Regions from separate parts of the Homo sapiens genome. Here region 1 is linked to region 2. Evidence: read pairs that join two places in POLR2A ChIA-PET (ENCODE). Cell type or tissue: MCF 10A. All regions are shown on one strand. Each heading gives the region's core, and the rest is flanking DNA. Links, peaks and the distances in the headings are about the cores only. Region 1 has its middle 190 kb from the start of MIR3194. Region 2 overlaps KCNG1 (potassium voltage-gated channel modifier subfamily G member 1).

Region 1 (4,386 bases), core at 162-4,161, 240 kb before region 2:
GCTTAACATTCCTTTCTGTTGACCCCAACTTTTTAGAAAAACTTTTGCTTCCTTAATCAAACACAAATGAAAGAATCTTTGAATTCACCTTTGACTTGTAGACCCTGCTGGAGATGCTTTGCTTTTTTAAGTTAAACCAATGTGCAACTTCCATGTGTCAGTTTATGACTTTGCCTGTAATTCTGTCTCCTCACCTTGAAAAACACTTACAATGTAAGCCATGGGGAAGTTCAGGTTTTAGGCATTAGCTGCCTCATTCCGCTTGCCTGGAGCCCTGCAATCAATGCCTCACTTTCTCTCGCTGCAAATCCTGATGTCAGGGTTTGGCTTTGCTGCACCGAGGTGGGTGGACTCAAGCTTGGTTCGGTAACAAGAACAATGCAGACTCATCCTTCAAATCTCAGTGCGCTGTCTCCTGCTCAGGTCACCTTCCTGCCATGCCCCAGGGCTCATAGGTAATCCAGGGAAGCGGGCAGAGAGATCTCCAAGAGGGTGACACTGGACCTTAAGTGAATTTGGAGAAATAAAAGAGGTGTCACTGGTTGAATCTTGAGTGTCTGTCACACAAGAGAGGCTAGGTTGGCCACTCTCGAGGAATTCAGCTGTTTGTAGCTTAGTTTAATCCAGGCTTAAGCCATCAGTTGGGGGCAGCTTAGTTTGGTGGGCAGAACATCAGGCAAATCTGGAAAAAAGAGCTGCGTAGCAGCCAGGACATAGTGAAATTAAAGGGACTAAGGTGCCACCTCTAACTGGCTGCAGAAAAGTGAGGAATTCATCGTTTGGCATAACTGAGAAACCCAGGGGGAGGTGATTGTAACCATAATAGGTTCATTGCCCTACACACACAACCAGTCCATACACCAAGACACCGGCTTGCAGCAGAGAAAGAGGTTTCATCATAGGGTCATTGAATGAGGTGATGGGAGAAAACCTCAACTCCACCTCCCCTAGGAATCTGGGGTTCAGGTTTTGGAGTAGGCCAAAGTACAGGTATCATTGATTGGTCGAGGAGTGCAGGGTGAAGTCATGGGTGAGGGAGAGGAAGAAGCTGTATTCTCACGTGGATCCCTTTCTGTAACCACCCAATGGGTTCACCTTGCCTGCTGCCTAGACAGAACCGATTTATCAAGACAGGGGAATTGCAATGGTGAGAGGGTAATTCACACAGAGCTGGCTGTGCAAGAGACCAGAGCCTTGTTATTACTCAAATCAGTCTCCCTAAGCATTTGGGGATCAGAGTTTTTAAAGATAATTTGGCAGTTAGAGGCTTGGGAAGTGGGGAGAGCTGATTAGTCAGGTTGGAGATGGAATCAGCGGGGGTCGAAGGAGGTTTTCTTGCCGTCTTCTGTTCCTGGGTGGGATGGCGGAACTGGTTGAGCCAGTTCAGCTGATCCATCCAGTGCAGGGTCTGCAAAATACCTCAGGCACTGATCTTAGATTTTACAATAGTGATGTTTTCTCCAGGAGCAATTTGGGGCAATTAAGACTCTTGAAGCCAGAGGCTGCATGAGCCCTAAACTGTACTTTCTAATCTTGTAGCTAATTTGTTAGTCCTGGAAAGGCAAACTAGACCCCAGGCAAGAAGGGGGTCTTTTCAGGAAAGGGCTGTTACCAATTTTGTTGCAGAGTCAAACCACGAACTGAATTCCTTCCCAAAGTTAGTTTAGCCCACGCCCAGGAATGAACAAGGACAGCTTAAAGGTTAGAAGCAAGATGGAGTCAGTCAGGTCTTATTTCTTTCACTGTCATAATTTCCTCAGCTATAATTTTGCAAAGCCGATTTTGTTTCTTCTCTGGGGGTCTTCAAACTGGTCGCTGGAATTCAGGTCTGAAATACATCTGAATTAAATAAAAGCCTTATGATTCTAATGTCCGGGATCTCGCCTATAGGAACAATGGTATGCAAATGATCAGTATCTAGTGCTAAGTGACTTTTAGTAACAAGGAAGTGGGCCTAAGGGCAGCCTGATGAATGCTTAATTATAATTATTTCTGTCCAGAACCCAGGATGCAATTGTCAACCCTGTGGAGACAGTTTCACAATGGTTTCAGTTGGGGCTGGATCCAGCATTGTGAACGATGTCATCAAGAATTCCAGGAATCAGTCTTTTCTCTCTTTGTGGCTCTGCCTGCCGCAGGTTTCATTCTCTGACAGGAGTTGACTATGGTAACTCCAGCAGCCCCATGCTTATGTCTTTAAGTCCAATGGAAAGAATGGGTTTTCTCTTTCCTAAAAGTTCAAGAGAAGAGGCAGAACCAGGCTTCCTTTGTTTGGATCACATGCTACCCACCACTCCCCACCATGGAATCTTTGTAATCAGGGGATGGAATGCGGTGCTTGCCCAGGCCTGAGTCAAGCCTTGCCTTGCCCTGAAGCAGGTGATGAGAAGAGTCAGACCCATCAACCCCTGTACACAACTCCCCACATCCTTGGGATCTCCAAGAGGATGAGTGACTTTCTGTATGCTAATGAGTTGACTGATGGCAGGGGGATCCTGGACAGACTATGGATGGGGGCTGGTTGCCGGGGGTACCAACCATGTGATTAGAGGGTTGACAGTTTCAGCTCCACCCAACTGGACCTCTGGGGAGGGCTGGGGAGGGGGCTGAATGTTGAGTTGAGTTGATCACCAAGGCCAAGAAGGTAATGAATCGTGCTTCCATAATGAAGCTTCCGTAAAACCCCACAAGGACCGGGTTCAGGGAGCTTCAGACAGCTGAACACATGGAGGTCCCTGGAGGGTGGTGCCTGGAGAGGACATGAGAGCTCCACATCCCTTCCTTATACTCCACCCTCTGCATCTCATTATCTGTATCCCTTGTAATATCCTTGTAATACACTGGTAACGTTAGCGGTGGAAGAGATCCGAGTTACCCCGAGTTACTGGTGGCAAATCTGTAGGGGTCTGCAGGAACTTCAGTCCTTGCCTCTTCAGAAGAAAGAATTAGACTGACGTGCATAAAGCAGAAAACGAGACCAAGGCAAGTTTCAGAGCAGGAGTGGAAGTTTGTTTAAAAAGGCTTTAGAACAGGAAAGCAAGGAAAGTTCACTTAGAAGAGATCCAAGAGGGTGCCTGAAGGTCAAAGAGAGAAGAGAGCATTTAACTTTCATCCTAGCACTTTCTTTTTTTTCTGAGACGGAGTCTCATTCTGTCACCCAGGCTGGAGTGCAGTGGCACAATCTTGGCTCACTGCAAGAGCCACCTCCCAGGTTCACACTATTCTCCTGCCTCAGCCTCTCGAGTAGCTCGGACTACAGTAGGTGCCTGCCACCACACCTGGCGGATTTTTTGTATTTTTAGTAGAGACGGGGTTTCACCGTGTTCGCCAGGATGGTCTCATCTCCTGACCTCACGATCCGCCTGCCTCGGCCTCCCAAAATGTTAGGATTACAGGCATGAGCCACCACGCCCGGCCCATCCTAGCACTTTCCAGGCTTGCCTCTTTCCCATGATTCTTTCCTTAGGGTGGGCTACCCGCATGCGTGCAGTGTTCTCCCTACCCTTGGGAACTGAGCATGTGCAGTGTGTTTAGGAAGTTGTATGCGTGCCCATCTGAGGTTTTCTTCCCTTTCCCAGTGGTAAGCTCCTGGAACATCATACTTTGCCATCTTGTCTCGTAGTGAGCATGCCCAGGAAGTTTCTTCTCCCTGGTGTCTATATTCAGTTAACACTTTCAATGTCAATAGTTGTGGATCATCAGGAGATTGTGTCTCCCTGTGGCTGCAAATGATCATTTTTAGTGATAAAATGATAATCATCAGACCATCACCTGATATTCCTAGTGGGTATGGGGAGAGCCCTCTCCTGCCCCACTCATGCCTATCTAACTACCTGTAACAGTAAACATAAGTAAGTGTTTCCCTGAGATGTGTGAGCTACTCTAGCAAATTAATCGAATCTAAGGGGGAGGGGAATCTCAATTTATAGCCAGTGATCACAAGCAAAGGTAAAACACCAGGGGCTTGCAATTGGTATTGAAGTGAGGCAGGCACAGTCTTGTGGGACTCAGCCCTCAACCTGTGCAATCTGACACTATCTCCAGGTAGTGTGGGAATTGAACTGAATTAGAGGACACATAGCTGGTGTCCACTGCAGAATTGGTTATTTGCTTGCTGTATGGGGGTAAACCCACATACATTTGGTGTCAGAAGCCTTTTGTGTTGTAAGAGCCAAGGATAGGAGAAACTGAGTTTTATTTTTCCTATATTCTCAGAGTCCAAGCAGGTCAAAACTACAGCCCCACCTTGCACTGCTTATTAACTGTTGAAACTGACTTTGCAAAACTTATAACAGTGAGAAAATTATGATACAGAAGAGATCTGACCTAACCAACTCCATCTTGTGTTTAACCTCCAAACCACCCTTGGTTGTTCCTGGGTGTGGG
Region 2 (4,386 bases), core at 243-4,242:
CCATACCCATGATGGCAGAGTCCCTATGAAGAGCCTCACCGGCAGCACATCTCCAAGAAAAGTTTGGCACTGCTGATTGGGGCCTTGCGGTCGGCACTGTGGCTAGGGCATGCTGTCCTTCTTTGGGGGATTTTTCAGGCTCTGCCAGACCTGAGCTCTATTTGTGCCTCCCCCGGCTTTTGGAGCCCTGCAGAGTCGCCTGATAGGAGGGGAAGGAGGGAAGGTGTGTTTGAAAAACAGGCAAGCGCTGGCCCCTGGGGATCACCCTCCTCAGTCATTCTCGAAGCCAGCCCGTTCCACGGGAAAGATGTCTGTCCTGGGACACACTCCTAACCTGCAGGGAACTGCAAGCACACTGGAAACGAGGCAACCTAGGTTCTTCTCCTGAGACTTGAGAGCCCAGGCCCGCAGCCTACAGCCTGGGTTGTCAAACCTTGGGAGTAAAAAAATCAACCAAACCCCTAGTTTTGCCAAACTCTGGGTTGCCTTTTTGGCCTCTGGGAGGGAGATGTGACATGGGAGGCAGAGGTTACTTGCTTCTCCCCATCCCCAAAGACTTTCCCGAAGCTTGTCCTGGAGCCTGATTGGGGCAGATCTGAGCACCACTTTGAATTCTCTGCACCAGACCCACAGCTGGGCTCTGGCAAGAGGTGAGGGAGGTGCCTCAGGAAACAGAAGAACAAAGAGATGTGTGCTGGATGCAGGGCTAAGCGACGCAAACCAGCTCCGAGGAACTCACCTCCTGGAGCCGCAGTAGGTACCTTGGCTCGGCTGTCCTTTCTCCACCCTGCTTTCCAATGTTGATGAAGAGTCAACATTGCCTGTTGCCAGAGGTCTAGGGGTACAGGAATCTACCCTTGGTTGTTGCATTAAGCCCAGAAATGGAGCCTGTGGGTGAAAAATGGCAGCTGGTAAAGCCCCTCTAAATAGAATTAATAAAAAGGGAGAGGCGAAGAACCTAGCTGAAGCACTCCATTGCTGTGGACCATTTTTATCATCCAGCAGACTGTATTTGATTAACGAAATCAGAAATGAAGTGACTTTGCTACAAATAGGATCTGAATTGTGCCTAAGACTGTCCGTTGCCCTGAGGTGAGTCTTCACTCTCATACCCACACCTCCCCGGGCAGGTCCGATCATGCTCTCCCTCCAGAGGACTCTGGTAAGCAGGTGTCTCCCTTCCTGCCGTCCTGAGGTCCCCACTGCTCCCCCAAGCCTGCTTCTCTGCTTAATTTTGAGCTACAAGGAGGCAAAGAGAAAAGGATCTTCTGGCTCCAGTCCCCAAACACCTCCCCGTAGAAGAAGGCAAACGCAAACGTGCATTTGGTGTTATTTTGCTTGCCTGCAGCACAGCAGGGAGGCTCCCGAGGCAGCCTGTCTTTTTTATAGGGGGGAGGGACACTGGCACTTTTTCTCATTTGGGGGCAAGGGAGGGATGGAGGGAAGAGCCTAGCTCCCAGCACACAATCTCCCCAGGAACTTGGGCCCCAGCTTTCAGGAGGCTGGGCCAAGGCCCAGGGTGGTGGGACTGTGGCGAGAACAGACAGCAGGTGGCTAAGAAAGATATATTCTCCACCAGGGCACAGCAGCTCTTGGAAATCTAACATGCCAGGACCCGGGCCAGGCTAATGGTTGGATCCATTTTGATTAACGTTTTAATTGGGGATTAATGCAGCCTGACCCGCCTCTGAGTCGGCTCGGCCAGAAGCCCTAATCCTGACAGATGAAGCTATACTGGCAGTGAAACGCTGCAGGGCCTGGGAAAGAGTGGCATGGAGAGAGACGGACGGGTCCCCGAGACACCCACTGGGAGTGAGGGAATGGCACAGGTTGAGAGGCATGGTACGAGAGAGAGAAACCAAAGCCTGCAGAGTACAGGAGAGAAATGCTTTCCTTCTGGAAAGTTGCCTTGGAAGCTGTGTTAATTTCCTCCTTTCACATACTTGCACACATTTAGTGGCTTAAAGCAATATAAATTTATTATTATTATTATTATTATTTTTGAAGACAGGGTCTTGCTCTATCACCCAGCTGGAGTGCAGTGTCACTATCATGGCCCACCACAGCCTTGACCTCCTGGGCTCAAGTGATCCTCCCACCTCAGCCTCCTGAGTCACTGGGACTAGAGGTACACACCACCATGCTCAGCTGATTATTTTTTAATTGTAGAAACAGGGTCTCACTATGTTGCCCAGGCTGGCCTTGAACTCTGGAACTCAAGCAGTTCTCTCACCTTGGCCTCCCAAAGTGCTAGGATTCCAGGCGTAAGCCCCTGCGCCCAGCCTGAATTTATTATCTCATAGTTTTTGGAGATCAGAAGACCAAATGACTCACTGGGCCAAAATCAAGGTATCAGCAGGGCTTCTGGAGACGACTCCACCCTCTGCCTCCATCGTCAACATCTCCTTCCCAGAGGCCAAAATGGCAACCCTGAGTTTGGCAAAACTAGGGGTTTTGTTGATTTTTTTTAACTCTGCTCACTTGCAAATATAAATAGTGATAAATATGTTTCCCCAGCCATGGACAATTGCCTGCTTCTCCCCATCCTCAGAAACATTCCAAAATCTCGTCCATATGAAATAGAGACTAGAAACCCAGTCCCTGACTCACTGCAAGGGGTGGAGACACCACACCAGCTCCCCGAAAGGAACAAGTGGTTCAAGGAGGCAGTAAAAGGCAGGGGTCAAAGAGGTTCGGCCTGGAGTCCCACAGATCTAGTTTAATTCTGGCTTTGTCGCTTATTGCCAGACATAAGTTTTCACTTCTCAGAGCCTCAGTTTCTTCATTTGTAAAATGGGGGTATTAGTGATAATGCCCACCTTTTTAGGAAAGGATGGAGACTCAGGCAATGAAGGCTCCTAGCACAGCACCTGGCACTTAGTGAGTTTGCAGTGGAGGGAGGCTGTGGTTGCTGCTATTTATAACACTTTGTGCAGTTAGCGCTCTCTCTGCATTCCCCGCTGCCACTCGGAAGAGGGACGGAGAGCATAAGACAGAAAGAACAGGGTCCAGAGAGGCCCGCAGCTTGTTGGAACCCCGGAGAGAGACCTGAAAGCAGTTGGGGTCAGCCCAGGACCATCTGTAGAACCATTTCATGCCCCTGATGGAATGTAGCCATGGGGACAGGAGGCCCAGTGACACTGCTCATCCCTGCAGCAAACCTCCGTTCACCAGATCCCCATAATAGCCCCGTGAGGTCAGCAATCTTATCCCCATCTTCTAGGGGAGGAGGCAGGCTCAGAGAGGCCAGCGGCTCAGTGGGTGTGATGGCCTGCCCAGGCCACAGGGTTATTAGCAGGAGCAGCAGGGACGACTAGCCATGCCTGGCTTGGACCTTCACTCCATCCCATTCCGCCCTCCCAAATCCCACCCCACAGGTCCCGCACCTGTACCCTCAGTCATGTGCTGACCTCAGGGTGGTCACGTGAGAACTGCCACTCAGAACGCCTTATGATCTCAATGATCATTTATCTTTGGAAGTATGTTCTCAGCCCTCAGCCATAGCTTATAAGCATCACCTTTTCCTCAAAGGAAAGATAGAAAAATTGCGAGGAGAGTGTCAGTGGATCTCTGGGCTCCTGAATGGAAATTTGATCAAGGCAGCCCCAACGCAGAAGATTTTTCTCACGAACCAGAAGGGATTTCATTTCTCCAATGAAGCGGGACTCACAGCCTTCCAGAGCCTCTAGGAGATTGACACGTTGGGCAGGGGAGTCCAGGTGAAAGCCCAGAGCAGCTCCTGTGCCTCCAGCCCCTGGGAGAACTCCAGGCATTCCCGGTCCCCTCTCTCACACAGAATCTCCATGAGAGCCTGTGAACATGCTCATTCCTGGGCCTCCCCTTCAGACATTCCGACTGGGAAGGGAGGGTCCCAGAAATCTGTATCTCCACCGAGCACCCCGAGCAATTCAGAAGGTTCTGTCGTTCCTGTGCTCTTCGTTTTTCTTTTTAAACCTGGGTTAAAACCCAGAGTTGTACAAACCACACCGCTTCCCAGCACGCCTCCTCATTGGCCTGTGCCAGGCTGTCTCATCTTACTCATTTTTCTTCTTTGTTCCAATCCCCGCGCTTCTTCCCCTTCCTCTGCCCTTCCAGGCACCCTCCATGTGGTTAATATAGATCCTCACATGTGCTTGAGACCTTGTAAAATATGTAATGTGTGTGTGTTCATTTACATAAATAGCACAGTGCTAGAAACTTCTGTTTCTTTTTCCACTCGGCACACTGTTTTTAAGACCTAAATGTGTTGCTAAATCTCCACTCAGTCCATTGCTTCTGATTCCTGGGCAATCTGCAGGCTTCCATAATCTGCCTCTACGAAGACTTGCCTGTCCACTCCCCTGGGGATGGATGCTAGGGGACCTCCTGGTACCATAAACAACACAG

Evidence for each region. ChIA-PET counts read pairs that join two places held together with the same protein. Peaks named below come from ENCODE experiments on the same cell type or tissue, not always from the same donor. Only the 100,000 strongest peaks of a DNase experiment are listed, where the experiment ranks them.
Region 1: POLR2A ChIA-PET joins it to region 2 with 5 read pairs; 3 of 35 experiments call an interaction of 5 or more read pairs at or near these places.

The regions. Positions count from the first base shown.
Region 1 is chr20:51,256,681-51,261,066 of GRCh38, reverse strand. No RefSeq gene overlaps it. Among named protein-coding and RNA genes, the nearest start is that of MIR3194, 190 kb to the left of the region's middle. RefSeq lists an enhancer at 1,568-2,767. In MCF 10A, for the core only: no CTCF peak of the experiment used is centred there; a DNase peak (open chromatin) is centred at 2,336.
Region 2 is chr20:51,017,128-51,021,513 of GRCh38, reverse strand. The region is part of intron 1 of KCNG1 (potassium voltage-gated channel modifier subfamily G member 1); the gene reads left to right. Among named protein-coding and RNA genes, the nearest start is that of KCNG1, 3.8 kb to the left of the region's middle. RefSeq lists an enhancer at 203-766. In MCF 10A, for the core only: no CTCF peak of the experiment used is centred there; no DNase peak of the experiment used is centred there.